3 separate regions of the Homo sapiens genome follow, and all the other regions are linked to region 3. The links are chromatin loops, found by intact Hi-C in ENCODE. Cell type or tissue: heart left ventricle. All regions are shown on one strand. Links, peaks and the distances in the headings refer to the core of each region. The heading gives the core; the rest is flanking DNA. Region 1 overlaps MACF1 (microtubule actin crosslinking factor 1). Region 2 overlaps MACF1 (microtubule actin crosslinking factor 1). Region 3 has its middle 26 kb from the start of PABPC4-AS1.

Region 1 (10,957 bases), core at 4,108-6,607, 260 kb before region 3:
CAGTGGTGTGACTGTGAGCATTTTGCCCTCCTCCTCTGGCTATGGCAGTGATGGGCCACACATACATGGGATCCAGCCTAAAGATACAGAACCTGAAAAGAGCTCTACTTCCTTCTCAGAAGAGGATGGCACTCTTTCTCTGGAGGCAAGCCACACCCCATCATGGGGTCTGGAAGAGGTAGGTGGGCATGTTCAAGAGATAATCAAACTGCTGTTTGGATTCTTGGCCCTCAAACATATTAAAGCTGAGTGTGGTGAGCAGTGAGGATGTTGGTGCCTCTCAAACTTACCCCCATGTGGGTTAGTATCTGCTGGAGCTCAGCAAGCAGAATCTATTTCAGGTCTGCCCCTTGATGCTTGAAACCAAGACTTGTCTCTGGGGAATCCCTGATTCTGAGTAGCCAAGTGGCGTAATTGCTCAAGCTATCTGGTGGGATGATCTCTCAAGGTGCAATGCTAGATAGTACTTACTCTCAGGCAGGTCTGTTTACCAGCTTCCCTGCTACGAGAAGTTGTAATGTAGCACAAGAGACGATGGGGAAGGGCCTAACTGAATCTCTGGAATGAATCTCTGGAATAAATGTGGAAGGGGTCAGGCAGCTGTTGTCAGTGTACTTGCTCTTCCTCACAGGAGAGTGATATTCTTACTAGAGCTGATGCAATCCCATCCCTGTTGGGAAATTTCTGACGGCAGCACTCATTCAGTATTTGTATAGGTGGAGAGGGCTCATCCTTCTTTGGTTCCTAATTCCAGGATTAGAGGAGAGGGACAGAGTTATCTGGGGATTAGTTGAGAGAGAGAGAGGGAGGTTAGGGCAATTTGAAGGTTTAAGGCTAGAAAAGTTTGTTTTGTGACTGGATGTATTTAGGGCTTTAACATGATTTTGTTTTGAGGAATATATTGAGGCATGGATGGTGCTGCTGGTGGTGGTGGTAATGGCAGTTTCTGTGAATGTTTTAAAGGTCAAGGAGCAAGTGAGAATTCAGAGATGTGAACACTGAGATAAGGACTCAGCAAGACCATGGGTAGCACAGCATCTGGCATGTAGGTGTGTGATTGTGTGGGTGATTGAAGTTATAATTCACCAATGGCTAAAGAACTTTTACTGGGATGTTGGCCTCTGCAGCAGAAGAAATAAAAACATTAGGACTTCAAAGTGCAAAATTTATAAAATGAGGTAGGGCACTTTCCTTGCCTAGATGGGGGCCACTGATACTGTACAGGGGCCCTGATGTTTGCAGAGCAGGGATATGGTCTACCTACTGGTGCCCTGCCTATCACTAGCAGCATAAGGCTGAGGATAGATACAAATTCTGAGCAATCTGTGCCTAGAATTTCCTCTTTGGGGATACATTTTCCCCACAGACAGCCCCATCTTAGTGCCCTCTGTTATTAGAGTTTGGAGACTCCCAACAGGTTGAAGAAAAAGTGGCCATTGAAAAAATATCTATTTTATGGATGGGCAAGAGGTTTCTTGGGCCTCATATAAACATGGATATGTGTGGTGGGGAGTGTGATAGTTGTGTTATGGTAGGAAGGAAGGCAGTGAAACTACTGGGATATGGGGCGCATGAATGTATTAAGCTATTCTTGCATTGCTATAAATAAATACCTGAGACTGGGTAATTTACAAAGTAAAGAGGTTTAATTGGTATACAGTTCTGCAGGCTGTACAGAAAGCATGATGCTGGCATCTGCTCAGCTTCTGAAGAGGCCTGAGGAAACTTACAATCTTGGTGGAAGGCAGAGGAGCAGTAGGCATGTCACTTGGCTACAGCAGGAACGAGAGGTTGTGGGTGGGATGTGCCACACACTTTTAAATGACCGAATCTCATGAAAACCCACCTACCCTCACGAGAACAGCACCAAGGGGATGGTGCTAAACCATTCATGAGAAATCCACTTTCATGATTCATGATCCAGTCGTCTCCCACCAGGTCCCACTTCCAGTATTAGGGATTACAATTCAACATGAGATTTGGTAGGGACACAGATTGAAACCATATCAACAAGTATTTGGGTTTCATCAGATAAAAAAGAATGTCAAAGTCAACTTTTATCTTGTAAAAGTTGGAACAGATAGAGTAGTTGGGGGTAAAACCAGCTGTGGAACTGATTGTTGTACAACTGGCATTAAAATTGAAATTGTGTAGTCATCATAACATTATAGGACACATGCTTGTAACTGAGTGTGAGATTTTCAGAAATTTGGCATATAAAGTTTTAGGAACTCCTAGTAAAATCAATCCTAGATAATAGACCATAGATAGCAATGGCACCTTTGTATGGGCTGGATCTCCACACTGGCAAGGGAATGTTCTGCATGAGTCTGTGAGGAGTCTTAAAGAAAAGATTGTTAGGAGAAACCTTTGGACCATGATCTGTAGTGTGACCATATTGGCAACAGTATGATTCCTTTGCTGTTCAGTATGATTCAAATTGGTGTGTGGCATTTTCTGGGTAGCCAACCTCTGCATCTATTCCTTCTACCTTTTCACTGCAGACACAGTCATACTACTTATGTATAGCCAAGGCTGAAAAACTAAGTGACCGAGTCTCAGCTCAGACACCTGGCATATTTCCAGGTTTTGTGTCCATCATGTGATACAGGGACCACAGACTCACCATCCTATATGACAGATAAGAAGTAACTTATCAAGATAAGTGTGACATTCCTTCAGAATGAAAGTCCTTAAGGCCAAGAGGCTGCAACTCTCACTGGTCCCTGAAGGAACTGTCTTCAGGGAGCTGCTCCCCTCCCTAACAGGCTGTTCACAGGCTTGAGGACAGTAGCAGCCAGAGAAACAGAGAGGGCAACGCATACTGAAACCGATAGGCAGGGCAAGAGCATCTCTGCTAAAGTGGGAAAGCTGGGAGGGCAAGGGTCAGAAGAGCAGCTGCTGCTGTTCACACACCAACTCCTGTCTAAACAGGAGACAGCTGGCAGTCCAATTGAGTTGTTTTTTGCTTGCTTTTTTGGTGGTGGTTTTGTTTTTAATATGTCAGAGTAGTAACTATCCTCAGAAAATAATTTGAGTTCCAGCCAGACTGTCTCCTCTGTTGATTAGTCCAGGGCTTGTTGATGAGAGTGAGACCAGGCTATGGATAGACATAAACTTCACCATGGGTTTTGTTGCTTTTTAGGATGGAGAGAAATGGGAACTGATTGTGCTTCTTGCTAGTGTAGGGTTTAGATAGTAGAATATACATGATCTGCTTTTCTATTCACCTAGTACAGTTAATACTTCTTTTGTCAAGAAATAGTTAACACAGAAGCAAGATGACAAGGGTCAGCTGACAAATATGTTTTCAGAATGACAAGTAGACTAGGATTTGGAGCTGGATGGGAACAGGCTAATAGCAATCGCTCTTTGATGTCAGACAAAGGCCTTCTTCTCTGGCCCATTTCTTCTCTCAGGACTCCCTATTCCCAGCTGCTTTCAATATCCATACTACTAATACCTGGCTTATTTCAACAAGGAACATTTTTGAAAATCCCTTCCTCCTCCCCATCTTGACTTCTGCTGCCAAGCTCCTGCCCACCTTGTTAGCGAATCCCATTTAATGAAGCATTTACCTCTATACCAATTTTTTTTTTTTTTTTTTTTTTTGACACGGAGTCTGGCTCTGTCACCGAGGCTGCAGTGCAGTGGTGCGATCTCGGCTCACTGCAGCCTCTGCCTCCCGGGTTCCAGCTATTCGCCTGCCTCAGCCTCCCGAGTAACTGGGATTACAGGCGCCCGCCCCCACCACGCCCAGCTATATACCAGTGTTCTTGCCACAACCCTTCGAGTCTCTACAATTTTAGGTGAATAGTCAGATAACACTGGGGCCTAGAAATGATAAGAAAGAGGTTGGTTGGTGTATTATCTTCTGGGCTCAGCCTTTTCAGTTTACAAGTATCCCTCTCCCAGTTTTCCTTTTTAATTATAGGGAGAGTTGTTTTACTAATACTGGCTTTGTACTGAAAGAAGAAAGCAAAATTAACCAGATGACACTATTGGGGGAATGCAGAAGGTAAAGTTATAGTTTAGAACTTTAAGAAAGGATTTTGTTTCTTTTTCTTTTTTTTTGAGACGGAGTCTTGCTCTGTCACCCAGGCTGGAATGCGGTGGCCCTACCTCAGCTCACTGAACCTCTGCCTCCCGGGTTCACGCCATTCTCCTGCCTCAGAGTAGCTGGGACTACAGGCGCCTGCCACCATGCCCGGCTAATTTTTTGTATTTTTAATAGAGACAGGGTTTCACCGTGTTAGCCAGGATGGTCTCGATCTCCTGACCTCGTAATCCGCCCGCCTCGGCTTCCCAAAGTGCTGGGATTACAGGCGTGAGCCACCGCGCCCAGCCTTGTTTCTTTTTAAAAAAATTTTACTTAATTAAAAATGTTACTAAAGAATCATTATTTTTTAGGTGTAACAATAGTGTTGTGGTTATGTTTTAAAAAAGGCCTTTTACAGATACATACTGAAATGTTTTTAGAGAAAAACAGGAGATTTACTTTATCATAATAGGGGAAGGGTGAAGTGGGTGGGATGTAGATGAAACAAGATTAGCTATGAGTTGATAATGGTTGAAACTGGGTAATAGGTACATAGGGACTTATTATACTATTCTGTCTCCTTTTGTATATATTTGAAAATTTCCATTTCAAATAGAAAATTAAGAAAAAAATTGTATAAAAATAAAATGAAATTAAAAAATAAAATTGTATAAAAATAAAATGGAAAGTTAGGCAAAATAAGTTGTATAAAAATAAAAATGTAATAATACTGGTAAAATTATGATATAATACATATACAGTTGGCTCTCTGCATTGTGGGTTCTGCGTCTGGGGATTCAACCCATAACGGATGGAAAATATTCTGAAGAAAAACATTGCATCTGTAATGAACATGTACAGACTTCATTATTCCCTAAACAAGATAACAACTATTTACTAACATTTACATTGTATTAGGAATTATAAGTAATCTAGAGATTATTTAAAGTAGCTGGGAGGATGTACACAGGTTGTATGTGAATACTACCTCATTTTGTATCTGGGACTTGAGCATTTGTGGATTTCAGTATCTGCGGATTTTGGTATCTGAGGGAGGTCCTAGAACCAATTCTCCATGGATGACTACTGAAAAGGGGTTACTATCCTATAGATAAAGTGATTAAGAGCATGGAGCCAGATTGGCTAGGTTTGAATCCCAATTCTGCAACTTACTAGCAGTATAACTTGGAACAGGTTACTAAACTTCTCTGTGCTACAATTTCCTTATTTGTAAATGGAAGATAAGAATAGCATATGCTTGGTAGGGTTGTTGTGAGAATAATATGAATTAATACAAGTAATCACAATAAATGCTAGTTAATATTATTACTTAAAAGAACAAGAAAATGAATAAGAAAAAGACAAACACCCTTGTAGAAAAATAGGGGAAAGCCCAGGAATAAGCAATTCACAAAAAAAGGAAATCCAAATGCCTCATATACATAAGAAGACTCCTTTTTACTAATAAGGATATACAGATCAAACAACAATAAGATACTTTTTTTTTTTTTTTTTGAGACAGAGTCTCGCTCTGTCGCCCAGGCTGGAGTGCAGTGGCGCGATCTCGGCTCGCTGCAAGTTCCATCTCCCAGGTTCACGCCATTCTCCCGCCTCAGCCTCCCGAGTAGCTGGGACTACAGGCGCCCGCCGCCATGCCCGGTTAATTTTGTTTTTGTATTTTTAGTAGAGACGGGGTTTCACTGTGTTAGCCAGGATGGTCTTGATCTCTTGACTTCGTGACCCGCCCGCCTCTGCCTCCCAAAGTGCTGGAATTACGGTGTGAGCCACTGCGCCTGTAATTTTTTTTAAAGAGATGAGGTCTCAGCTATGTTGCCCAGGCTAGAGAGCAGTGGCGATTCACAGGTACCATCATAGCGCACAGTAGCCATAAACTCCTGGACTCAAGCTTGTAGCTGGGACTGCAAGCACACCACCATGCCTAGCTAAGATACCATTTTATACCCATCAGATTGGCAGAAGGTAAAAATTCTGAAAATACCAAGTGTAGGCGAGGATGAAGAGTGATGGGAAAACCTCTTCATAGCACTTAAGTGGAAGTATAATTTGCTACTGTTCTTTAGAAAGTAGTTTGACAATATTTTGTAGAGTTGAAAAATGCCCATGTTCTATTACCTAGGGTTTCCATTCTAATTATATTCCCTAGTGAGACCTCCAGGACTCTGAATGTGAATACTGAAAGGAGCACTCCCTTTTACCTAACTCTAATATTGGTAATAAACACCTTCTTTATCTCTGTTCCTCACCAACATAGCTGCCATTAGATCCCTCTAGCTGGGCATTTGTAGAACCACTGCATTGTGCCTTCATCTGCTTCTTCTTCTTCTTTTTTTTTTTTTGAGAAAGAATCTTGCTCTGACACCTGGCTGGAGAGCAGTGGTGCAATCATAGCTCACTGCAACCTTGACATCTTGGGCTTAAACGATCCTCGTGCCTCAACTTGCCAAGTAGCTGGCACTACAGGGGAGTACCACCACACCCAGCTAATTTTTAAATTTTTTGTAGAGACAATTTCTCACAGTGTTTCCCAGGCTCGTCTTGAACTCCTGGGCTCAAGTGATCCTCTTGCCTATGCCTCCCAAAGTGGTGGGATTACAGGAGTGAGCCACTGCACCCAGCCCTCATTTGCTTCTTGAAAGTTTTCAAGGTCTGATGCTTTATCTTTAGTGGGTGATGAGGTCAGCTAGAAACTTGAGGACATAATAATCAAGTACTTACTTGCTCAGAACAACTCGTCTCATCCACTGAGAGACTTACCAAGTCCAAACTCCTCAGCTGGGATAAGATAAGATACCAAGTCGAAACTCCTCAGCTGGGATAAAGATAAGATAGATTACCAGTTCCTTTGTAATCTATCTTATCTTTTCTATCGGTTCCCAATTTAAACCTTCTCATTTTAACAGATCAGTCCCTTAACTACTATTTCTGTTTCACCTTATCTCAGTTTGTTTACATCCACTTTCTACGTGGAATTCCTTTCTTCCTTGGCTTTCACCTGTTCTGTAACACCCTTCAAGGATGAGTTTATATGGTACTTCTAGAAATCCTCCAGCCCACAGTAATTTTCCATTCTGCTGAGATTCTGTATTGGATATTACTATAATTATTGGTCGTTTTTGGCTATAAATTTGTTTAACTATTTCATGTGACCTACCATAGATATGAGATTTTTTTCGTCCAGAAATTAACCTTCAGAAAAGAGATATTCTCTTTATATTTTACTTCTTATAAAGCATTTCTTGTTATTAGGCTTCCAGGGAGCTTATAGTCAGTTCATGAAAAAGGGTGAATAAATCTATGTCACCATCTGCTAGTTCAATCACTATCATTTTTTTGTAGAGATCAACTGACATAATTGATTAAACAAAAAAGAGGAATGAAAAATCTAAGAAAGTTTTAGTTATTGTTCCTGGGAATATAATCTCCTAATTTGAAGTGTTGAAAGTAATTGTATACAAGCCTTAACATTAAAATTTTTTTTTGAATCACTCACATTGCATATGAAACATACACATACATTATGGGGATCACAAATAAACACAGCAGAATGAATGAAAAAAAAAAAAAACCCTAATCCAGTGTTATGTAACTGGACTCTTGTGGTTTGAAATGAAATACCCAGAGACAATGTAGATTCAGAAAAGTGCTGTTATTAACTTTAAAATCTTAGAAAAGTAGACAGTATTTTCTAGAAAATTCACTAAAAAGATAGCTTTATTGAAGGAAAAAACATTGATGTTAAAGATGCATGTGAAGTTTGAATAATACAGTTTTTTGAAATTACAAAGGCAGAAAATACATTAATACTAAATGCTTAAATATACTGCTTAATTTTAAATATGTGTATATGTGTAAATAAATTTCTAAAAGTTTGGGTATTCAGGAGGACTACAGAGCTTCCCTTCCTGTATTCCTGTTTTACCTTCATACATCTGTTGTTATCTGGGAAAATATTTGGGATAATCATATGTTAGTTATGGCATGTCTCAACTAAGTTCTTGCAGGCCAAGCATGTCTTCTTTTTTTGTTTTCCACCTTTTTACCTGGCCAACTTCTACTTATTAAAACTCAGCACAGATGTTGTTGTTGCTGAGCAATCCTCTGGCATTGCTAGTTTGGATTACTTGCTTACCTCTGTCACAACATTGATCTCTTTGTATAGTAAATTGTCTCCCTGATTAAATTGCTTGAACTTGAGGCCTGAGGCTGTGTTTTTTTATTTTGAGATATCAAGAATTTAAGCACAGCTCCTAGAATATAATGGTTGCTCAAAAAATATTAACAGTATAAGTAAGTGGTGTGTCTTTTCTTGTTCTTCTCCATGGTGCCAGTCATAGTGCTAAGATGTTGTTCAGTCAATACTTATTGAATTATTAGGAAAACATTCAGCTTCTGGGAATACTTCAGAGAAGCAATTAACCAAGCTTTGGGAAGTGTGAGATGAAAGGAAATTCAAGTGGAATTTGCATATTCTCAGGCATACTGTTGAGGCTGTTCTCCCTCTCCAAATGGCTTCCTCCTTAAAAAGCCCAGATGAGGGAGAAAGATCTCTGAAACTAAAGCTGGATTTCTGCATTTGGGAGATTAAGGTAAAAGCTTCTGCATAGCCCAGAGCACAGTACTGTGCACACATATCATGTGTGAGTATACAGAAAGAGATTGATGAAAGCCAAATTTAATTACTGAGATGGTTGTGATGATAATCCCATTTTTCTCATCCAGTTTCCAGTCTAGGTAATGGCCCTAATCCAAACAGGTATTTTATTTTTCTTTCCCTTAGGGATCCAAACATCTATCTCATTACAACTATGTTTAAAATCTGAAGTAAAGCTGTTCATTGAAGTAGTTTTAGTGCAATATACAGAAATACTAAGAAATGAGAGATGTTATTAGAAAGATTATGGCTGTAATGAACATACAATATCAATTAACTAACTGGAATTTCATTTTTGGGTGAAGAACCCAAATACTCAGATTTTGTTTTGCTTATTCAAGTTCTGTCTTGTTTTACATCAACAAATCTATTTCCTGTTCCCAATAATGTTTTACTTTAATATGTACGTGAAGCAGCTACAGTGAAGGCAGTGGGATATATCAATGTTGCATTTAGCCAGTGAAATAGGTAGCTAGAAATGTTAAGGGGAACTGAAATAGAATTGGTACTAGGAAGAAGCTGTTTATAGGAAGAGCCGTGATCCATTATTGTGTCCTTGGCTCTGCAGCTCCATAGCTTCTCTCCCCACTACCGCCCCTCCCCCAGCCCCAGGTAGATCTGGAGTTGATTAATAGTTTTAGTAAACTGACTCACACTGATCACATTTGCTTGAGATTGGTCTATGTGAATTTATTAATTTACAAAATAAATTTTAACTGCCAAGTGATTCAAGAATTTGAATTGGCCACTTACTGCTTTTGTTGCTTTAGAATATCTATATGGGAAGCAAATAATAATCTGAAGGTTGTCAGGTGAACATGCAGTCAGAGCAGAGAGGTGGTGAGTAGAGGAATGATTTGTAGGATGGGCTTATTAGCTGGCATCATCAAAGTAGAATAGTCTGATTTCTTCTGTAGAAATGTACCTGTCAAGGGCATAAGATCCTATGTCCCTTGAATCTGCTGGGTAGGGTACAGTTTCACCTTCACAGGCATGGAGGCAGTACTTCCTGGCTTCCCTTTTCTGTACTCAATGCAAGCTTCCCATACTCTTCTATTCTCACGGTCTTTCTTCAGACATCTTAGTAATATTTAGTAGCCTGCAGCTTTCTTTTATTCTAAATATAGTGTTAAAGTTCCTGGCCCTTTTTTTTTTCCAATTTTAAAATATCATCTGATATTTAATCTCATCTATTATGAGTTTGTAAATTCAGACACTTGGAGATGACTTATTATTGACTTCTCCCTTGTATTGATCACAAGGGAAGCTACTACTTTCATGGTACTGCACCTGATAGAGACGACTAAGAGACAGGATGTTCTATTGACATGCCGGTGTTTTCTCTGCCCCAACACCCAGACCAAAAATTGTGTTGGGTATGCTGTCTTATTATTATGGGAAGGGAATACATGTACCCTCGGCACTATCTACATCATCTTATTTAATCCTTATAATGATCCTTTGAGAAAGTTATTATCCTATTTTAAATATGGGGAAAATTGGGCCAGGAGGCTTACATGGTTTGCCTGAGGTCACATTTCTAGTAAATGCCTTCTTTCAAACACATATCTGTCTGAATGAAAGGCTTAACATTTTTCCTTGTTAACAAGGATTGTTTTTATACTTTTTATTATAAAAATAAAGTGTGGTCATTACTCGAAGTCTGAAAAAAAGAAGAGTAGGAAGAAAAACTAAAGTCATTCATAGTCCCACTCCAGAGGAGACAAATATAAACTTGTTTACTTTACACAGTGCTTTGAATTAGCTAAGTAACCTGTCTACAGATTCTAGGTGGGCTTTATGCCAGAATACTTTTTTTTTTTGAGACAGAGTCCCGCTCTGTCACCTAGGCGGGAGTGGTCTCGAACTCCTGACCTCAGGTGATCCACCTGCCTCGGCCTCCCAAAATGTTGGGATTATAGGTGTGAGCCACTGTGCCCAGCCCCCAAAATACTTTTATTTGCTTATTTTTATTATTTCATTTTATTTTTATTATTTCATTCATAAACCAAGTTATTATTAATTAAAACATGTTAAGGTCCCACCATACAACCAGCACAACACTAAGTGCAATGGGCAATGCACCAAAGGACTGTGATCAATGATTCTCAGATTTGGAAGTTATTTCGTTCACAGCATCTTAGTTTCTGCTTGACACGTCCAGTGGCGAGGAGCTCTCCCACATAGGGTTTGCTGTTCAGTTTTATATTGCTCTGGTTGTTAAGATGTGGTGCCAGCCCCCCTCA
Region 2 (10,957 bases), core at 3,807-6,306, 200 kb before region 3:
TCTACTGTACTTGTCTTTTACAGTTTTCTGGGTCTGACTCTGGGAGGACAAACAAGATTTAGAATCAGACCTTGATTTGTTTCTGGAACTCACTAGTTTTGTGACCTTGGACAAGTTACCTAAACTCTGTGCCTCATTTTCATTTCTTCAAACTAAAGATTCAAACAATTGTTTTCATAGGATTACTGTGAGAATTAAATGTCAGTGTTCAGTAGATCTAGTAATAAGTGATAGCTGTAGTCATGGTTATTGTACTACCCATTCTAGCCTGGATCAGAAGAAAAGTTACTAGTGGTTCCATAGGCAAGGGTCCCCAATCTGTTTCTTCCTTGACTTGCTACTTCCAAGACCTAGAACTAACTTAATTTAGAGCCATTGCCTTGGGAGAAGCTAGCATTGTCCAAGAATATGAGTATCCCACTTGCTAAATAGTTGCTTGAGTAGTATACACAGGCCTGTTTACTGGGATGCACAATTGTTCTGGAGCTTCTGGGCTGCATAAATCTCTCTTATTCTATGGACCAGTCCTGCTGTGCTCATCAGCAGGGAATTGCTACTTCTAGAGTCTTCTGTGTGGTTTGCAACACCAAAAACTTGTTGTATGGCGTTGAATTCTCACTTTGGGGGAACTGTTACGTGTCTTTAAGAACATTTATGATGATTTAGTCTTAGAAATAAGATTAAATCCTATCATTTTCACTGCTTACCACCCTGTAGAGCTTGTCACTCAGATATGCTTAATGCCACTATCTCTCAAGTAATCTAGGAACTTCTGACCTATTAAACATTCTGCAGTTTAGAAAAACTCTTTTTTAGTCTTAACACCGGGTGGCTTGCTTCAGAATATTTCCTACATGTTGGGGCTTATCCCATGCTGGGTTTTCCTTGTGGTCAGAATTTTATATACTGTAGTACTTTTTTTTTTTTTTTTTGAGACAGAGTCTCGCTCTGTTGCCCAGGCTGGAGTGCAGTGATGCAATCTCAGCTCACTACAACCTCCACCTCCCGGGTTCAAGCCATTCTCCTGCTTCAGCCTCCTGAGTAGCTGGGATTACAGGTGCGCACCACACCCAGCTAATATTTTGTATTTTTAGTAGAGACGGGTTTTTCACCATGTTGGTCAGGCTGGTCTCAGACTCCTGACCTCATGATTTGCCTGCCTTGGGCAGATTATAGGCGTGAGCCACTGTGCCTGGCCTGTATACTATAGTTCTTTGAATGACTCCTTTCAATAGTTGTGCTTTGCCATTGGCTCTGATTCAGTTTTCTTTTTCTTCTCTTTTCCTTTTTTTTTTTTTTTTTTTTTTTTTTTTAGGAATGCAGAGCAGTTGCTGGGGTGATTGACCTAGGCACAGTGGAGATATTTCCCATCTTCAAAGCCATGCAAAAGGGCCTCCTTGACCAAGACACAGGCCTAGTGCTTCTGGAATCTCAGGTTATCATGTCTGGCCTCATTGCCCCTGAGACGGGTGAAAACCTCTCTTTGGAGGAGGGCATAGCCAGAAACCTCATTAATCCCCAGATGTACCAGCAGCTCCGGGAGCTACAGGATGCCCTGGCCTTAATAAGCAGGCTTACTGAGAGCAGAGGCCCTCTTTCTGTGGTGGAAGCAATTGAAAAGAGAATAATCAGTGAGACAGTTGGACTGAAAATCTTAGAAGCTCACCTGGCAACTGGAGGTTTCAGTCTTTCCCCTAGTGAGAACTGTATTAACCTGGAAGAGGCTTTTCATCAAGGCCTCATTTCTGCATGGCTTCATTCAGTATTAGAGTCTTATCTTAGAACATCCAAGAATTTGATAGACCCTAACACAGCTGAGAAAATTGGTTTGCTGGATCTGATGCAGCGATGTATTGTCCACCAGGAATCAGGATTCAAATTACTGCCTGTCAAACAATTGGCAGGGGGGATGGTGAGCTTGAAATCAGGCCGGAAGGTTAGCATTTTCCGTGCAGTTCAGGAAGGGCTAATAGATAGGCAGGTCACTGTCCGGTTGCTGGAAGCTCAGCTTTTTGCTGGTGGCATAGTAGATCCAAGAACAGGACACAGACTTACAGTGGAAGAGGCTGTAAGACATAATCTGATTGACCAAGATATGGCCTGTGCTATCCTCATAAGGCAGCTTCAGACAGGAGGCATCATAGACACTGTCACGGGGCAAAGGCTAACAATAGATGAAGCAGTGAGCAATGATCTAGTAGCTGCTAAGATCGCCCTTGTGATTCTGGAGTCCCTCTGGTCATTCATGGGGTTGCTGTGGCCTGAATCTGGAGAGATCCTCCCAATTACAGATGCCCTAGAACAAGGTATTGTGTCTACTGAACTAGCACATAAAATCCTTAGTAACCGACAGCATATTAAGGCTCTGTTTCTACCAGCAACCACAGAGATTTTGTCCTGGAAGAAAGCAATAGAAAGTGGTATCCTGGATAGAGATCTTGCCAATAACTTAAAATCGATTTGTATACCTGATGTGATGCCCCACATGCAACTAGCAGACTCTGCAGAACAAAATATTAATCCTGGAGCAGCAGTTCTACCGTGCAGCAAGAGCCACCCTAAGGCCACAGCAAGCCAGAGTGAGAATCTGTTGTTCCAGCTGATGACTCACAGCTATATTAATGTGCAAAATGGACAGAGGCTGCTTCTGTTAGATAAAGAGCTGATGGAGACACTAACATCCAGAGATGAGTATCAAACAAGTCCTCCAAAAGTGGTTGAAATTGGGCATCAAAGGCAAAAAACTCCTGAGGGATTGCAAGAATCAGCTAATGTGAAAATCTCAGGAACTTTCAGCAGTGGGTGGACTGTGAGGCTGCCTGAGTTCCAGTTTTCTTCTCAGAACAAAGAATATCCCGATCGGGAAGATTGCACTACAGAAAAAGGCAAAAAGACCACTGTAGAAACAGAAGATTCTTCTGTAGAGAACCCTGAACAGGATCTGTTTGTAGAACAAAAAGAGAGAAATCCAAACATTGATGCTTTGAAGGTAATAAATAAAGTCAAATTAGAGGTACAAAGGCAGTTGATAGGTACCCAAAGGGAAGACCAAACAGCAGTGTCTGTCAGAGAAAATGCCAGCAGGGGACACCTCCTGACCATACCTCCTGCTGAGGCGGAAGGTGTGCCGTTGGTGGTTGACAAAGATGTTTTTTCTGTTGAAACACCAAAGAAAGAACATCAACCTCTAAGAAACACTTCCTTTACATGTCAGAATGAACAAGCACACACTCTTGAGACTGAATATATTCATGATGAAACTGGAGGATCTCACATAAAACCCCAAAGCAAAAAGTTACAAGTTCAGGTAAAGAAAACTCTAGGTATAAAGTTAGAACTAAAGTCTGAAACTGATGGGAATGTTCATCCTCTGGACAAAAAGGAAATGTTAAAGAAAACATTTCTGGCTAAGGATGACCATAAAGAAAGTCAAGAAGCACAGAACATCGCAGGTGGTAGTATGATGATGTCAGAAAAGACCGATGAGGAAGATAGTGGCAGGGAAATTTTTCTGTCATGCAGTCATCCATTAGAATTGCTTGAAGAAGCTACCTTAAATGTATTATCTGCACAGTTACTAGATGGTGGTATCTTTCATGAACAAACAGGTCAAAAGCTCTTACTAAATGAAGCAATATCCCGAGGCATTGTGCCAAGTCACACTGCCGTGAAGCTTATGGAGAAGCTGAACATGTTTCAGGGGTTCTTTGACTCTCAGACTTGTGAGTCTTTGACAACTGAAGAAGTCATTAATGAAGGTCTGATGGATGAGAAATTATTACATAATGTCCTCATGGCAGACAAAGCTATAAGTGGTGTCTTAGACCCCCGTACCCAGACACTGTGCTCTGTAAAGGATGCAGTTACAGTTGGACTTCTTGACAAGGAAACAGCCACCAGAATTTTAGAGAGGCAGGTGGTGACTGGTGGAATTATTGATCTGAAACGAGGCAAAAAAGTTTCAGTAACTTTGGCCTCAACTCTTGGCTTGGTGGACGTTGCTGACCAGCCAGAACTTATAAATCTGGAGAAAGCTTCCAAAGGTAGAGATGCTGAAAAAACAGTTAGGGAGAGATTAATTAGTTTACAAATGGAAACAACAGGACTTATAGACCCTGATAGTAAAGCACCTTTAACAGTTGTGCAGTCCATTGACAGAGGTCTTTTGGAGAGAGAGGAGGCCGTTCGTTTGTTGACTAAGCAAGTGGTAGATGGAGGTATCATTCACCATATATCTGGGATGAGACTTTCTGTTGATAATGCCTTCAGACATGGCTTAATTGGTGAAGATTTAGCCGAGAAACTCAAAAGAGTTGAGAACTTAAACATCCATCAGATTTTTAATCCTGAAACGAAGGAAAATATTTCCCTCCCTAAAGCCATAAAATTAGATCTTATTACCTCAGACCTGAAAAGAGAAATCCAGGAGGTTCAGGCCTTTACTGGAAACTTTGTGGATCTCATTTCTGGTCAGAGATTGACCTTGGCAGAAGCTAAAAAAGAAGGACTGTTAACTAATGAAGCAGTATTGTCTCCAGGAATGATGCATGGCATTGTAGATCCCGAGAACTGCAGAATTGTCCCCTACTCAGAATTAGTCAAGAAATGTAAGATTGATATTGAATCTGGACAGAGATATCTAGAAGTAATTCCCTTCTCAGACATTAAAGATGGGGTGAGCGACAAAGTGCTTACATTGTCTCAAGCAATTCAGCTTGGAAAAGTAGACTTTGCATCTACGCTGAAGGTTCTAGAAGCCCAGGCAAATACTGGTGGAATCATAGATACTGCTACTGGAAAAAGACTGACATTGGCATCAGCTTTGGAAGAGAAACTGGTGGATGAAAACATGGTCAGAATTATTGCATCTCATCAGGTGTTAAATGGAGGAATTGTTGACATATTTAGTGATCAGAGAGTGACTTTAGTAGAAGCTATTGAGAAAAGACTGATCAGCCCTGAACTGGCAAATATGATCCAAATAGATAGTTCAGAGTTCAGCGATCACAGGGCTCAGATTGAAAAGCAAGAAGGGATTGAAGTGTGTGCATTACAAAATGAATTTCTAGGAAAGGATATGTTAATTGCTTGTAATCAGACTGCTGAAATGAGTTGTAATAAAGTAGAAGAGAGTGAGAGATTATTTCAAGTTGAAAATCAGTCTGCACAAGAAAAGGTTAAAGTGAGAGTTTCTGATGGGGAGCAGGCAAAAAAGAGCAGGGAAATTTCCTTAAAGGAATTTGGGTGCAAGGATCAACGTAAGCCAAGAATGTCTTCAGATGCTAAAGAATTTATCAGTATCATAAATCCTCATAATCTTAAAGGTAAATCCTTGGGCCAAGTGTCATTGACACACCCTTACTCTGAATGTGATTTTAAACTTAAAGAAGTGGCTAGAAATAACATGGGAAATGATACAAATGAAGAGCAGGAAAAAGCAGTGACAAAAATAGAAATTATTTCTCATATGAAGCAGTCTACCTCATGTCTAGATTCTGAAGAAATAAGAGAAAATCAAGGGGAAGTGATTTTGGAAGTACAAGAAACATATTGTGAAACGTCAGGCAAATTGCCGAGTGAGCAGGTTTTGCAGCAACCAATGAATGCTCGGGTGAAAAGTAAGAGAGAGAAGAGGGAGGTGATTGTAGAAGAAAGTATCAGAACATGCAAACCAGCATTTCTTTCTGAAGAAAAGTTGTATCAGGAAACTGCCATTAGAGATGAGCATGACTCCCATATAAAGAGCCAACCTAGGGAAATGACCTCAAGTGAAAAAGGGAAAGAAGCTGATACAGAAATGGGATTTTCTATTACTTTTAAAATTGAAGAGTCCTCTTCCCAAGTGGTACCTCAAGGAATTTCTGTAAAACATTTAGATGCTTTAACACTCTTCAGCTCTAAACAGGCCAATGAAGGAAAAGTAAACAATTTAAGTCTCTGCTTGACTTTAAAACCAGAAGAAAACTTATCTCGAGAAATTGCCTGTGGGGCCCAGAGTGAACCATTCCCTTGTATGACCCCAAGACCTGAAGGATTGCACTACCAGGAATCAGATGGAAAAGCCCAAGTGACAGGCCCATCCCAAATTTCCAAAACAGACAAGTCTTTCCAAGGAACCACCAGACAGGAGACCAACTATCAAGATTCCTGGGTTACTTCGAAAACTAAGGAAACCAAACATCAAATTTCCTCATCTAATGAATGTAAAGAAAAGTCATACCAAGAAGTATCTTTTGACCCAGCAAGAGGTCTTAAATTGGAAGAAATCACAGTTTCTAGACCAGATTCAAAAGAAGTCAGGTATCTAGAATTCTCAGACAGAAAAGACCTTCATCATCAGGGCAGCAAAAGTGATGATAAACTTTGTGGAACTCTCAAATCTGAAATAGCAACACAGGAACTAACTGGAGAGAAATTTCTAGAAATGGCAAACCCTAATGTTGCAGGTCTAGAAGCAGGATCCATTGAGGACATAGTGACTCAGAGAGGTTCCAGAGTCTTGGGATCCTTTCTTCCAGAGAAACTGTTCAAAGGAGTGTCTCAAAAAGAGAATACAGGGCAACAGAATGCCATCATTAGTCCTACTGTTCTAGAGACCAGTGAAGAAAAGACAGTGTCCCTAACAGTATGCTCTGCAGTGAAGACAGAGAAGACACCACAGGAAAAGCTCAGAGAAAGCCCTGGCAGTGAACAAACTCCCTTCATGACTGCACCTGAAGGAAAGGGAAATGGAGGTGTAAACCCAGAGCCCTTCAGAGCAACTCAGGTCAGTGGTGTGCTTTTTTTTTTTTCTTCCTAAAGATACAATTAGTTTAATGCTAAAATTCTTAACTGGGTACAGAGTTTACATATGTGTAATTGTATGCCTCTATACATTTTAAGGCACTAGATGATTCTCTAAGATATAACTTAGTTTATCATCATCTGTTTGTAGCAAAGTTGTTGGAAAATTAGGCATTGGCTCTGAATGTCTTTCTGAAATCTGCAAGGGTTTTAAATAGAAACGAGCTAATAGAAATACTAGGATGATGCTACCTGAAATCAGAATAGCTTTTGGAAATTTTGGTAAAATGATGCTTGTAGATTGATAGCTCTGAGCTTCTGCTCTCTGAGGAAATTGGTAAAATCACCTTTGTCTATTGATTTGAAATGACTTAAACAAAGTGTTTTATTTTATCCCACTCTATGTGCAGTAAAAATTGCTTCTATTTGTCTAACAAAAACCCCTGCCTGCTTTAAAGCTGACTTACAGGAGAACGTCAGAACTGAGTCAGCTTTCTTTTTGGCTCCACAGAATGTATTTACCCGGCAACTCTGTTTAGAACATGATGAAAAGCTAGTATCCTATCTGTCTCTGTTACGGAACATTGAAATGAGGACCAAACAGATTCAACCTTTGGAGCTAAACCTGGCAGAACTACAGGATCTGCTGTGTCAGGCCAAGGTAGGTTCCCAGAGACTTCCACCACAGACACCAGCTTCAAGATAGCTGCCTCCATCTTCCTTGAAGATTTCAAGACTTACTAGAACCTGCTTGCACTCTATTCTAGGGTAAACAATCTCAGACCCTTGTCAGATAATTATGGGATGGGCTACATTTGGATAGACCGGATAAAATTTATACAGGATAAACTTGAACAGACCTTGGATTTGGCTATCAATGTAATTACTACCATTTTTTTTTTTTTTTTTTTTTGAGATAGAGTCTTGCTCTGTCACCCAGGGTGGAGTGCAGTAGCGGTGATCTCGGCTCACTGCAACCTCCGCCTCCCGGGTTCAAGCAATTCCCCTGCCTCAGCCTCCCGAATAGCTGCGACTATAGGCACCTGCCGCCACGCCTGGCTAATTTTTCTTGTTTGTTTGTTTTTTGTGTTTTTTTGTGTGTGTGTGTTTTTTTTTTGAGATGGAGTCTCACTCTGTTGCCCAGGCTGGAGTGCAGTGGCGTGATCTCGGCTCACTGCAAGCTCTGCCTCCCGGGTTTCCGCCATTCTCCTGCCTCAGCCTCCCGAGTAGCTGGGACTACAGGCGCCTGCCGCCACGCCCAGCTAATTTTTTGTATATTTAGTAGAGACGGGGTTTCACCGTGTTAGCCAAGATGGTCTTGATCTCCTGACCTCGTGATCTGCCCTCCTCGGCCTCCCAAAGTGCTAGGATTACAGGTGTGAGCCACCACGCCCGGCCCTACCAATTGTTATCTGCGTGGTTTTGGATTGATTTAGGTAAGTTCAAAGGCAGAGTGATTGGTTAGGAAACTATTGCAGTAATTCAAGCAAGAAATGTTGGAGGCTTAAAACAGTAGATTAGATATGTAAGTTAATCTCTCTTACTTCCTAAAACTATACTAAGACATCAGGAAAAAGGTTTTTTGGGTTGTTTTTTTTTTTTAGTGCATAAATTCATAAAAGGGCAAGAGAGGAGAAAACAGCAGTAAAATTTTAGAAGTTAGAAAGCAGCTGGATGAGGCGATAACTACCTTAGCAAGCTAGAGTAAACCAGATCCTCAACTTAAAGTGGAGGAAGCTAAGGAACAACCTGATTTATACTACAGAACTCCCCAAAGCCTCAAAAATTGGGAGCACCAGAAAGAGATGAAAATGGATATGCAAACGGGCTTATAATTGGTTTAAAGTCTGTTTAAGAAGCAATTAGACCTTTAGATTTTCAACTTACTTCACATAGCCTGGCAACTGCTTGTGCTGTGCTCTAACGAAAGGCTGGATGTTCATTCTCTGAGGAAAGTAATTCAAAGTATCTCTTGACTAGGGAGAGCAGCCATTTATTGAAGGTAAATATTCCATACAGAAATCAGTAGGATTAACTGGAAGTTCACATACATACTGAATTTTGAGCTATATCCTTGCTCCCGCTATGGTTTGACCAGCCCAAGGGGGAAGACCTAATGGTACTGATATAAGTGGTTTCCCAACTGTATGGCCCAGCTCCATCACCCTCAGTGAAGACTACAGCCAGCAGAGTTTATAGTCAGCTTTTTAGGGCATTACACTCCACTTCAGCATCCAGAAAGCTTCTGATACAAAAGGAGAGGCTAAAACAAAGAAAAAGAAACTTGGACAAAATACAGACTATTTAGGAAAAAAAACATACTGAGGGCCAGTCACAGTGGCTCATGCCTATAATCCCAGCACTTTGGTAGGCCAAGACAAGAGGATTGCTTGAGCCCAGGAGTTTGAGATCATCCTGGGCAACACAGTAAGAAATTAGCCAAGCCTGGTGGTATACACCCTAGTCCCAGCCACTCAGGAAGCTGAGGCAGGAGGATTTGCCTGAGCCCAGGAGTTTGAGGTTGTATTGAGCTATGAATGCATCACTGCACTCCAGTCTGGGAGACGGAGTGAGACCCTGTCTTAAAAAAAAGAAAGAAAAATATATTCAAAAGCACTGCCATTTAAAGGACCAACAAAGAAACAACAACAACAAAAATAGATTGAAAAAGTCTAACTGGAGATCTCTGAAGAAGACCTGGAAACACTCGTCTCACAGAAACCAAAGGAGGAGGAGTCAGCCCTAGTAACTGCCACAGGGAGATTGAGTACAATGAGGACTGAAGGGGAGATTCAGCTCCTGAAAGTTATTGGTGACTTTGAACAGTTTCAGTGGAGTGACGGGATATAAACTAACTTGCAGCTGGAAGAAATGGGAGGTTGGAAAGTAGAGACAATTAATATAGATCCTTCTTTCCAGAAGTCTTAGGTACAGGCAAGGAATGAGGTGGGACACTACTTGAAGGAGATGGATTGAAAGGAATGTTTTGAATGGGTTTTGGACTGAGGAGAAAGAACCAATTAAAAGGGAGAACTTGAAGTTAGAAGAGAGAGGAAGTGATAACTGATAGAACCAGTCCCCTAAAAACGTAGAAAGACAGCCTTGAGAGGGAGGAAGAGTGGCTATTTCACTGAAATTGGAGGTTAAGAGTTGTCATAGGATTGGAGTCACCATGAAGACAGATTGTAGTGGTTTACTGGTTCTCTCAATATCTAGTGTGTGGCCTTGGGTAGGGTGGCTGAACCGGGGCTGAGGATGATGCCCCAAAGAACTATGTCAAGTTCTTCCACAGCTTATTTCCGGCTTATCTGTTGAGGACCAGAATATTACAGACTAGATGAGTGGAAAAGCTGGTTGGGGTTAGCTTTGTATTCTTTGGTTCCATGACCCTGGAATTTAGAGTGGAAGAGTCATCCGTTCGGTTTATTTTGTAGCACATTAATTCTGCACAGCTGCTCCTTGGGGAAAGGCATAATGACACTCTCAGAGAGGCAGCAAGTTACAGTGGAGGGAGCACACTGCACTGAGTGAGAAAACCTGAATCCAAGTCCTGGCTGTACTGCTTACCAGCTGGGTGACCTTGGACACCATTCACATTTTTTTTTTAAGCAATGAGGCATCTCTTCTGTAAATCCAGAACAGTAACATCTACCTTGCCTACTTCATGAATTAGTGATTGTGAGAACCAAGTAAACTAATGAATGTACATAAAAACATTTTCTAAGCCCTAAAGTGTGTGTAGACATGGGGTGAGAGAGAAATGTGTTCACAGCTGATTCCCAGAGGGTTTCTAGTCTTGCTTTTATAGGTAACTCCACTTTATTCCCTCAGGTATTAGAAAGGGAGTTAAAGGATCTGACCACCTTGGTCAGTCAGGAGCTGGAGTGTGTGAATCAGATTATCATCAGCCAGCCTCAAGAAGTTCCTGCTCAACTGTTGAAGGCTCTAGAGAAAGATGCCAAGAATCTTCAGAAGTCTCTCAGCTCTGTGAGTGACACTTGGAATTCCAGGCTACTCCACTTCCAGAATGCTGTGGAAATAGAAAAGGTAGCATTTTGCTTTTATTCATAAAGGCTCACAAAGTCTGGGTGGCTGGGAGATTTTCATAATGTGATTTTCCATTTATTTCTTAGACTAAAGTGTTAAATCAGCACACACAGCTAGAAGGCCGACT
Region 3 (10,957 bases), core at 4,104-6,603:
ATGAGAGAAACTATTTGCAAATTATACATCTGATAAGAGACCTGTATCTAAAATATTTAAAGAATTCTGACTCGCTAGGCATGGTGGCTTACATCTATAATCCCAGCATTTTGGGAGGACAAGGTGGCAGGATTGCTTGAGCCCTGGAGTTCGAGACCAGCCTAGATAACATAGCAAGACCCCATCCCAATTAAAAAAAAAAAAAAAAGAAAACCAAAGAACATTACTGAAAAACACTGAAGAAGACCTAAACAAATGAAAAGATATCCTGTGTTCATGGATCAGAAGACTTAATATTGTTAAGATGATGATACTCCTAAATTCTTCACATTCAGTGCAATCTGTATTAAAATCCTAGCTGGCTTTTTTCATACGAGTTGATAAGCTTATCCCAAAATTCTTAAGAAATGTAAGAGACTCAGGATAACCAAAACAATCTTGAAAGGAAAAACAAAGTTGGAGGACTCGCATTTCCAGAATTAAAAATTTACTACAAAGCTATGGAATTTAAGACACAGTAGTAATGGCCTAATAACAGACATACAGATCAACAAAATATAATTTAGAATCCAGAAGAAACCCTTACATTTATGGTCAACTATATTCACCAAGGATACCAAGACAATTAAACAGGAAAAAAACTAGCCTTTTCAACAAATGGTGCTAGGACGACTGAAAATCCACATGTAAAAGAGTAACGCTGGACCACTTTCCTCACACTATACACAAAAATTAACTTCAAATGGAGTAAAGACTTCAGTGTAAGAGAGAAAACCATAAAATACTTAATAGAAAGTGTAGGAGTAAATCTTCATAATCACTACACCAAAAGTACAAGTGACAAAAAAAGATAAATTAGACTTTATCAAAATTAAAATATTTTGTGCTTCAAACGACGCCATCAAAAAAGTGAAAAGACAACCTATAGAATGAAAGAAAAGGCCGGGCGCAGTGGCTCACGCCTGTAATCCCAGTACTTTGGGAGGCTGAGGCGGGTGGATCACTTGAGGCTAGGAGTTTGGGACCAGCCTGGGGAACGAAGTGAGAGCCCCATCTCTACAAAAAATAAGAAAAAATTAGCCAGGCATTGTGGTGCATGCCTGTAGTTCCAGCTACTTAGGAGTCTGAGACAGAGGGATCACTTGAGCCCAGGAATTTGAGGCCACAGCAAGCTGTGACTGTGCCACTGCACTCCAGTCTGGTCAACAGAGCAAGACCCCGTCACTACAAAAATAAAAAAAGAAGGACTCTTGACTATATTTGGTCAGGTGTGGTGACTCATGCCTATAATCCCAGCACTTTGAGAAGTGAAGGCAGGCGGATCACTTGAGGCAAGCCTGGGCAACACAGGGAGACCCTGTCTCTACAAAAAATAAAATTAGCTGGGCCTGGTGGCATGCACCTGTAGTCCCAGCTACTTGAAAGGCTGAGACAGGTGGATCACTTGGGCCCAGAGGGTCAAGGCTGCAGTGAGCTGTGATCACATCACTGCACTCCAGGCTGGGTGACAGAGTGAGAACCTGTCTCAAAAAACAAAAAACAAAAGAATTCTTACTCAACAATAGAAAGACAAATAATCCAATTAAAAATTGGTAAAGGGTCTGAAGAGACATTTTTCCAAAGAAGATATAGAGAAGGCCAATAAACACATGAAAAGATGCTCAACATCATTAACTAGCACGGAAATGCCAATCAAAACCACAATGAGATACCACTTCACATCACTAGGATAGGTCTAATAAAAAAAGAAGGATAATCACAAGTGTTGGTGAGGGTATAGAGGCATCAGAAACATCATACACTGCCGTTAAGAATGCAAAATGGGGCAGTGGCTCATGCCTGTAATCCCAGCACGTTGGGAGGCCAAGGCGGGCGGATCACAAGGTCAGGAGATCAAGACCATCCTGGCTAACACGGTGAAACCATGTCTCTACTAAAAATACAAAAAAATTAGCCAGGCGTGGTGGTAGGCGCCTGTAGTCCCAGCTACTCGGGAGGCTGAGGCAGGAGAATGGCGTGAACCCGGGAGGCGGAGCTTGCAGTGGGCTGAGATTGCGCCACTGCACTCCAGCCTGGGCAACAGAGTGAGACTCCATCTCAAAAAAAAAAAAAGAATGCAAAATGGTACAGCCACTTCAAACAGTCTGGTCGTTTCTCAAAACATTAAAAATAGTTATCAGCCAGACACGGTGGCTCATGCCTGTAATCTCAGCACTTTGTGCAGATCACTTGAGGCCAGGAATTCGAGACCAGCTGGCCATCATGGCAAAGCTCCGTCTCTACTAAAAATACAAAAATTAGCCGAGTATGGAGGTGCATGCCTGTAATCCTAGCTAGGGGAGGCTGAGGCAGGAGAATCTCTTGAACCAGGGAGGTGGAGGTTGCAGTGAGCCGAGATTGTGCCACTGCACTCTAGAGTGAAATTCTGTCTCAAAAAAAAATAAATAAATAGTTATATAACCCAGCATTTCCAATTCTATGGCTACATCTAAGAGAAATGAAAACATATGTCTACACAAAAATTTGTATGTGAATGTTCACAGTGGCATTATTTGTAATAGCCAAAAAGTAGAAACAATCTATCAACTTATGAATGGATAAACAAATGTGGGGTGCAGACAGTGGGTATTAATTGGCAATAAAAAGGAATGATGGGGCCGGAGGCGGTGGCTCACGCCTGTAATCCCAACATTTTGGGAGGCCAAGGTGGGCAGATCACGAGGTCAGGAGATCGAGACCATCCTGGCTAACACGGTGAAACCCCATCTCTACTAAAAATACAAAAAATTAGCCAGGCGTGGTGGCGGGTGCCTGTGGTCCCAGCTGGGAGGCTGAGGCAGGAGAATGGTGTGAACCCAGGAGGCGGAGCTTGCAGTGAGCCGAGACTGCACCACTGCAATCCAGCCTGGGTGACAAAGTGAGACTCCATCTCAAAAAAAAAAAAAAAAAAAAAAACCAAAAACCAAAACAAAAAGAAAAAAAAGGAATGATGTACTGATACATGCTACAACATGGATGAACCTTGAAAACATTATGCTAAGTGAAAGAAGACACTCACAAAAGCCTACATATTGTATGATTCCACTTATATTAAATGCCTAGAATGGGAAAATCCATAAAGACAGAAAGTAAATTCGGGTTTCCCAGGGCAGGGGACCAACAGGATAAGTAGCAACTGCTAAAGGGTATGAAGTTTCCTTTTGGGGGATAAAATGTTCTAAAATTATTTGTGGTGATGGTTGCACAACTCTGTGAATACATTAAAAACCATTAAAATGTGTACTTTAAGTGGGCAAACTGGATGGTATGTAAATAATATCCTACTAAAGCCGTTAAAAAAAAAAGATAATTACACTACAAAATGGCAAAGCCCAGTGACAGAGACATTTGTGCATAGAATGGGAGCACTAGAGTCACCTAAGTGTTTGTGAAAAAGAGAAACAGATACTCACACAAACACTCATCATGAAGGCTTTCTGAAGGAGGTGATGTCTGAGTTCAGTCTAAAAGGCCTGGGGCCAGGCACCGTGGCTCACGCCTGTAATCCCAGCACTTTGGCAGGCCAAGGCAGGAGGATCACTTGAGTCCAGGAATACAAGACCAGCCTGGGCAACAGAGAAAAATCCCATCTCTACAAAAAATTTAAAACTAGCCAGGTGTGGTGGCATGTATCTATAAGTCCCAGCTACTTGGGAGGCTGAGGCAGGAGGATTGCTTGAGCCCAGGAGGTTGAGGCTGCAAGTGAGCCAAGATCATGTCACAGCACTCCAGCTTGGGAGACAGAGCAAGACTCTGCCTCAACAACAACAAAACAAACAAATAAAAAGCCTGGGTTTGCCAGGGGACTAGGGGGCGTAGGATAAGGAGCTACATCTCGTTGTGGCAATAAGAAACCCCCCTCTTCATGGCTGGGCCTCTAGACTGGGTACGCCCTTCATATGAGGACCATGTCCTATTCTACTCTTTTTGTTTGTTTTTTGAGACATGATCTCACTCTGTCATCCAGGCTGGAGTGCTGTGGCCCAATCATAGCTCACTGCAGCCTCAACCTCCCAGGCTCAAGCGATTCTCCCACCTCAGCCTCTCGAGTAGCTGTGACCAGGCACACACCACCATGCCCAGCTAATTTTGTAATTTTTGTAGAGACAGGGTTTTGCCATGTTGCCCAGGCTGGTGTCAAACTCCAGGGCTCAAGCAATCTGCCTGCCTAAGCCTAAAGTGCTGGGATTACAGGCACGAACCACCGCACCTGGCCCCATTCCACTCGATTCCCAGAGTCAATCAGGGAGCCTGGCACATAAAAAAGCAGCCTGTCAATAGCTTTTTTTTTGAGACGGAGTATTGCTCTGTCGCCCAGGCTGGAGTGCAGTGGCGTGATCTTGGCTCACTGTAACCTCTGCCTCCTGGGTTCAAGTAATTCTCCTGCCTCAGCCTCCCAAGTAGCTGAGACTACAGGCACCCGCCACCACGCCTGGCTAATTTTTTTGTATTTTTAGTAGGGACGGAGTTTCACCATGTTGGCCAGGCTGGTTTCTAACTCCTGACCTCAGGTGATCTGCCGGCCTCGGCCTCCCAAAGTGCTGGGATAATAGGCATGAGCCACCACGCACAACCAATAGCTTTTTAAAATAAATATTCAAATATTTATTGCATGCTTGCTGTGTGCCAGACACCGTTCCAGAATACAATGGTGAACAAGAAAGCCTAAGTCCTGCCCTCACGAGGCTGACATGGGAGAAAGGGAGACAGAAAATAAATAAGTAAAATAATAAATGTATAACACAATTTCAGGTAATAAGCGTAAGAAGAAAACTGAAGCTGATTAAAAAGAAGAGTGAGGTGGCAGGAAAGCCTGTTTTAGGGAGAGGTCAGGGTAGGCCTCTCAGCCAAGGGGACACATGGGTGGCATCTGAAGGAAGTGGGTGTGAACCATCTGGACAGTGGAGGAAGAACATTCCATGAGAGAAAAGGGCATGTGCAAAGGCCCTGAGGCAGGAGTGAGCTCAGCATGTCTGAGGAACAGCGAGACTGCCTATGGATGCAGAGGGCGAGGGGCAGCACATCCTAGGGGCACAGAGAGGTGCCAGGACCCAAGGTGGGTTAACCCTGTAGGACAGCGTCCCCACGCACAGCGCAGGATGGGTCAGCAGGAGGATGATGTGATCAGATTTATGATTAAAAACAATCACTCTGACTGCCAAGTGAAGATCAGACTATGAGGGTGAAGAAGCCAGGCTGGAAACAGGACTTGGTGGTCGTGGGGGAAGGGTGAAGAGTAGCTGGGCCAGGAGATGACCTGAAGTCAGATAGATGTGGCCTGCAGGTGATGCAGGAGTCCATGATGACGCCTAAGTTTCTGACCAAGCAGCTAAGTGGATGGTGGAGTCATTTACTGAAACAGGGAAAAGGGGGAGGAAGGGTGTGGGGGAGAAGGCCAAGGCCACATTTTGGACATGTGAAGTGTGAGATGCTCGTGGGATATCCAGCAAAGGTGAAAGGTAGGTGGTTGGACAGGAGTCTGGAGCTCAGGGAGCCATCAGCATGGTGACCCATGTGGACAAGCTTAACTCGGTGATTTCACTGAAAGTCCTGGGACTGGGCGGCGTGATTGCCCAGGGCATGGGTTCTCAGTGGTATCATACTGCCCCCTAGGGGCTACCAGAAACTGCAGTCTATTTTTGGTGGTCAGTAATACGGTGCTACTGGCATTGGAAGGAAGGGATCAGGGAGGGACTCTAGATGTCCTGCAGTCTCCTACGTAATGGAGAGTTACTCTAAATCCTGGACTTTCAAAAGCCCTGAATAACATTCATGTAGATAAGAAAAATCTATTTATAATGATCTGAGCCTACACCCTAACTCCATGTTCCATATAAATCCAAAGAATTATTTTTTTGTATCAAATTTTTCCAGAAATCAACCCATCCTGTCACTTTTCATTTCTTTTTGCTCAGAATTTTACCAAGAGATTTTTACTATTTCAAAACATCATGTTACTTTGATTCTGCCAAAACAACACACCTGAATCAGTCCACACTACTAAGTGCAGCTCTAGGCAGAAGTACACATGTTCAAGTACTTCATACATGTAGTTGCTTCCAAGCATTTGAATACTGAAATGCATATTATGTTATTACAAATTGTTTTCCTTTAATTTCCCTTTATATTACAACTATGAAATAATACTGTGGGGTTTTTCGTTTGAGACAGAGTCTCACTCTGTCACCCAGGCTGGAGTCCAAATGGTGCAATCTTGGCTCATTGCAACCTCTGCCTCCCCAGCTCAAGCCATCCTCCTACCTCAGCCTCCTGAGAAGCTGGGACTATAGGTGTTCACCAAGATGCCTGGCTGGTTTTTGTATTTTTTGTAGAGATGGGGTCTTGCCATGTTGCCCAGGCTGGTCTCAAACTCCTGGGCTCAAGCAATCCTCCCACCTCGGCCTCCCAAAGTGCTGGGATTATAGGCGTGAGCCACTGCACCCAGCCAATACCGTGTTTTTAATTAGGCATTCACTGGAAGGGTGCAGAGCTGTGACTTCCATCTCAGCACACTAGAGCATGAGCTGTAAGAGGCAGGTGCTAGGGTAAAAGGGTGAGAACTATTGAGGTAAAGAGTGAATACAGATACAGAAAAGCCATGGTGAGCACTGGGTCCCTCCAAAAATTTAGAGACTAGGAGGAGGAAGAGACAAGGGAAGAGACTGAGGGAAGACACCATGGGGCAAAAGGTAGGAGAAGAGGGAGGCCACCATTGTCACAGGAAGGCAAGCAGGCCAGGCAGGAGAGAATGATGCAGGCAGGGGAGTAGATCTGGCTGCAGGAAGACTAAATAGTTCTCTTCTGATTGTTTCTATAAATAAGCGACACCATCAGCTGAGAGGGAGAGTGTATGAAGCAATGCTGGAGGGCTGAGGAGTGAAGAAAAGGCGTGTTTTCCAGTCAGACGATGGATGACAAGTACCTCCAGCAATCTGGGAGGACCACTGGGCATTGCTCAAGGTGCCCTTAAGACCTGAGCTCCTCAACTCAAGAGGGACCAGATAGCTCAGGGCTGTGCTTTTCTCTAGCACACAGAGTTCTGCACTACGTAAGAAGGAGCACGAGAGAGGCAGCGGGATCCTTGGCAAGAGGAAGGAGAGTGCATGCAGCGACGGCGCGTGAGATGTGAGTGAGGCAACAGGGCAGTGTGGTGTGGGTGGATGGGCAGCGCATCTATGAGTCTAGGACACGTGCCAACCATGAAAAGCCCCAAAAGGATGACGTGCTGTCACATGAGGAAATCTGAATATGCACTGCAGTTGAGAGAATAGTATTGTAGCAGTGTTTGTTTTCTGATTTTGAGAACTATGTCCTGGTAACATTAAAAATACCCTGTTTCTTATGAAATACATGCTGAAGTATTTAGTGGTAGAGGAACATGAACTCTCCAACTTACTTTCAAATGGCTCTAAAAAAATACGCACTGTCTATAAAAATACACAGAAGGAGAATAAATAGGAAATGATGTTCACCAATATAAACAACTGGTGAACTTGAGTAAATGCCAGCAAAGGTGTATGGGGTTCATCGCACTATTCTTGTAACTCTTCCGTGAGCTTGACATTACATAAAATAAAAAGTTACAAAAACAATAACAAGACACCCCTGTAGGAGCAGACCCAGGCGTCTATGCTTCTTCCTCTTTTAATGAAAGGAGACAAATGGGAACTGAAATAACCCAAAATAAAAAACAGAAAAGCTTTTCAAAGCCCAAAGCTAACTCCACCCTAGCAAGGCTGAACGGTTCTCCTGTGTCTGGTAGCTGGGTCTCCTCCAGATTCCCTGTTTCTCAGCCAGAACCACGGCTCATCCTTCCACCCTGCACGGCCAGCTGCCCTCGCCCAGCCTCCCTTGTCACCACACGATGAGTGGTTCCTACCTGGTCCTGTGTGTTTGAAGATAAAGTTTTCATCATCAAATTTCTTCTTGTAGATGGACTTACCCCTGGTGCCACCGTGGTTTGTGAAATCACTGCCCTGGCAAATGAACTGGGGGATAATGCGGTGGAAGCTGCTTCCCTTGAAGCCGAGTCCTTTAAATGGGTGCACATGTAGAGAAAATTCTCTGGGATTGAGAAAGAGAAAAGTGCTGAGGTAAGAATATCTAACTAGATAATTAAAACTCCAGCTCTCTGTAACATGCCATCTCTACAAAAATAAAAATAATCATTTGGGTCCCAGCCACGGTGGCTCATGCCTGTAATCCCAGCACTTTGGGAGGCCAAGGTGGGTGGATCACCTGAGGTCAGGAGTTCGAGACCAGCCTGGCCAACATGGCAAAACCCCATCTCTACTAAAAATACAGAAACTAGCTAGGCATGGTGGCACACTCCTAGGTGACAAAGTGAGACCCTGTCTCTGAAATAAAATACACACACACCCCCAAACTCCAGCTCTCCAAATCTAAAAAAGTACATAGTACCTTTATTTAAACTAAATGCTTAAGTGTGGAAGTGGCACACAAATAGATAGAACAGACTAGGTGAAAAGAAGAGAAAGTCCCGAATAGACCCAGAAACGTATGAAAATTCAGTATTTCAGCTAGGCATGGTGGCTCACATCTGTAATCTCAGTACTTGGGGAGGCCAAGGCAGGAGGATTGCCTGAGCAGAGGAGTTGGAGACCAGCCTGGGCAACACGGCAAGACCTCATCTCTATTAAAATATATACATAGGCCAGGTGCGGTGGCTCGGGTCTGTAATCCCAGCACTTTGGGAGGCCGAGGTGGGTGGATCACCTGAGGTCAGGAGTTCAAGACCAGCCTGACCAATGTGGTAAAACCCTATCTCTAATAAAAATACAGAAAATTAGCTCGGCATGGTGGCATGTGCCTGTAATCCCAGCTACTCGGGAGGCTGAAGCAGGAGAATCACTTGAACCCGGGAGGCAAAGGTTGCAGTAAGCTGAGATCATGCCATTTTACTCCAGCCTGGGCAACAAGAGTGAAATTCCGTCTCAAAAAAAAAAAAAATATATATATATATACACACACACACACACACACATATACAAAAATGTATATATATGTGTATGTATGTATATGTGTGTGTATATATGCATATATATGTGTGTGTGTGTGTGTGTGCGTGTGTATATATATATATATATATAAAGGAATTAAATATTTCATAAAGCTTGGCATCTTAAATCACTGGGTCAAAGATGGACTTTCTATAAACTGGTCTTAGGACAACTGAATAAACATTTGGACTCCCCCACCCAATTATGCTAGGCAGCGATGACCTGAGAAGGTATATAATGACCAGGAGCTCAAATCCCCACAGACAAAGGTCTAGGTCACCCCACCTGATAAGCCATTTAGATTAGCAGAGGAACCAGCTGAGGTGAGGATGAGAGGTATCTAAAATGGATAGCAGAGGAGGGAGGCCAGGCGCCGTGGCTCACACCTGTAATCTCAGCGCTTTGGGAGGCAGAGGTGGGTGGATCACCTGAGGTCAGGAGTTCAAGACCAGCCTGGCCAACATGGTGAAGCCCTGTCTCTACTAAAAATATAAAAACCAGCTGGGCATGGTGGTGGGCGCCTGTAATCCCAGCTACTCGGGAGGCTGAAGCAGGAGAATCACTTGAACCCGGGAGGCGGAGGTTGCAGTGAGCCAAGATCATGCCATTGTACTCCAGTCTGGGATTACTAATAGTAATATGAGTATATTTTTCAGAGACATAGCAATAAAAGCCCAAATAATTAAAATAGTTAAAAGAAATGAATGTTGCCTCTGGCAGGGCAGAAAAATTATGTTGGGGGAGCAGAAGAATGTTTTATTATAGAACGATTTTCTTTAAACTATGTGCAATTATGACTTTAAGAAACATTTTTAAAAGCTAGATTAAGACAAAAAAGATTATGGGTAAAAAAAGGTCATCATGAATACTTAAGAAAAAAAGGAAAACACAACTGTCAATTGTAGCTACCTCTGGGAGATGGGCTGAATAGTAAGGAGAGAAAGTTTTAGTTTCTGATTGATACCCTTAAAAATAGTACTTTTCTGGCTGGGTGCGGCCGCTCATGTCTGTAATCCCAGCATTTTGGGAGGCCGAGGTAAGAGGATCACTTGAGTCCAGTTCAAGACCAGACTGGACAACATGGCAAAACCCACCATCTCTACAAAAAAAAATACAAAAGGGCTGGGTGCGGTGGCTCATGCCTGTAATCCCAGCACTTTGGGAGGCCGAGACGGGCAGATCACAAGGTCAGGAGATCGAGACCATCCTGGCTAACATGGTGAAACCCCGTCTCTATTAAAAATACAAAAAAATTAGCTGGGCGTGGTGGTGGGCACCTGTAGTCTCAGCTAATTGGGAGGCTGAGGCAGGAGAATGGCGTAAACCTGGGAGGCGGAGCTTGCAGTGAGCCAAGATTGCGCCCCTGCACTCCAGCCTGGGCAACAGAGCAAGACTCCGTCTCAAAAAAAAAAAAAAAAAAATTAGCTGGGAAACATAGTGAAACCTCCATCTGTACAAAAAACAATAAAAAATTGGCTGGGCATGGTGGTGCATGCCTGTGGTCCCAGCTACTTGGGAAGCTGAGCTGGGAGGATCACTTGAGCCTGGAAGGTTGAAGCTGCAGTAAGCCGTGATCACATCACCGCACTCCAGCCTGGGCAACAGAACTAGATCCTGTCTCAAAGAAAAAAAAAATAGCATTTTTTCCAGTGAAGACACTTGGCAAATAACTCCTTAACCAAGTCAACAAAATTAACATTGCAAATATCTGAAATAACATCATGTACTTCCTCAAACGATGCACTAACACACTGCTTCTGTGCTATTGATGCCAAAACACATAACCTCAATCTAATCATGAGGAAGTACTAGGCAAATACAAACTGAGGAGCACCCTTAAACACAACTGGCCTATTCTCTTCAAAGATGTCAAGATCAAAAAAGACAATGAAAAATTA

The links. Hi-C counts contacts between places; a loop is a spot of excess contacts. Peaks named below come from ENCODE experiments on the same cell type or tissue, not always from the same donor. Only the 100,000 strongest peaks of a DNase experiment are listed, where the experiment ranks them.
Region 1: it touches region 3 in a loop (2.4-fold over the local background); 15 of 110 quality-filtered maps call a loop at or near these places.
Region 2: a loop joins it to region 3, with 2.2 times the contacts of the local background. A loop is called at or near these places in 5 of 110 quality-filtered maps.

What each region holds. Positions count from the first base shown.
Region 1 is chr1:39,269,543-39,280,499 of GRCh38, forward strand. The region is part of intron 6 of MACF1 (microtubule actin crosslinking factor 1); the gene reads left to right. Among named protein-coding and RNA genes, the nearest start is that of MACF1, 70 kb to the left of the region's middle. In heart left ventricle, for the core only: no CTCF peak of the experiment used is centred there; no DNase peak of the experiment used is centred there.
Region 2 is chr1:39,329,888-39,340,844 of GRCh38, forward strand. MACF1 (microtubule actin crosslinking factor 1) reads left to right here. Exons shown (of 101, transcript NM_001394062.1): 37 at 1,316-6,766; 38 at 7,295-7,444; 39 at 10,615-10,830; 40 at 10,917-10,957. Among named protein-coding and RNA genes, the nearest start is that of MACF1, 130 kb to the left of the region's middle. In heart left ventricle, for the core only: no CTCF peak of the experiment used is centred there; no DNase peak of the experiment used is centred there.
Region 3 is chr1:39,533,739-39,544,695 of GRCh38, forward strand. It overlaps the pseudogene PPIEL. Among named protein-coding and RNA genes, the nearest start is that of PABPC4-AS1, 26 kb to the right of the region's middle. In heart left ventricle, for the core only: CTCF peaks have their summits at 5,648 (motif pointing left) and 5,859; a DNase peak (open chromatin) is centred at 5,606; H3K27ac peaks cover 363 bases.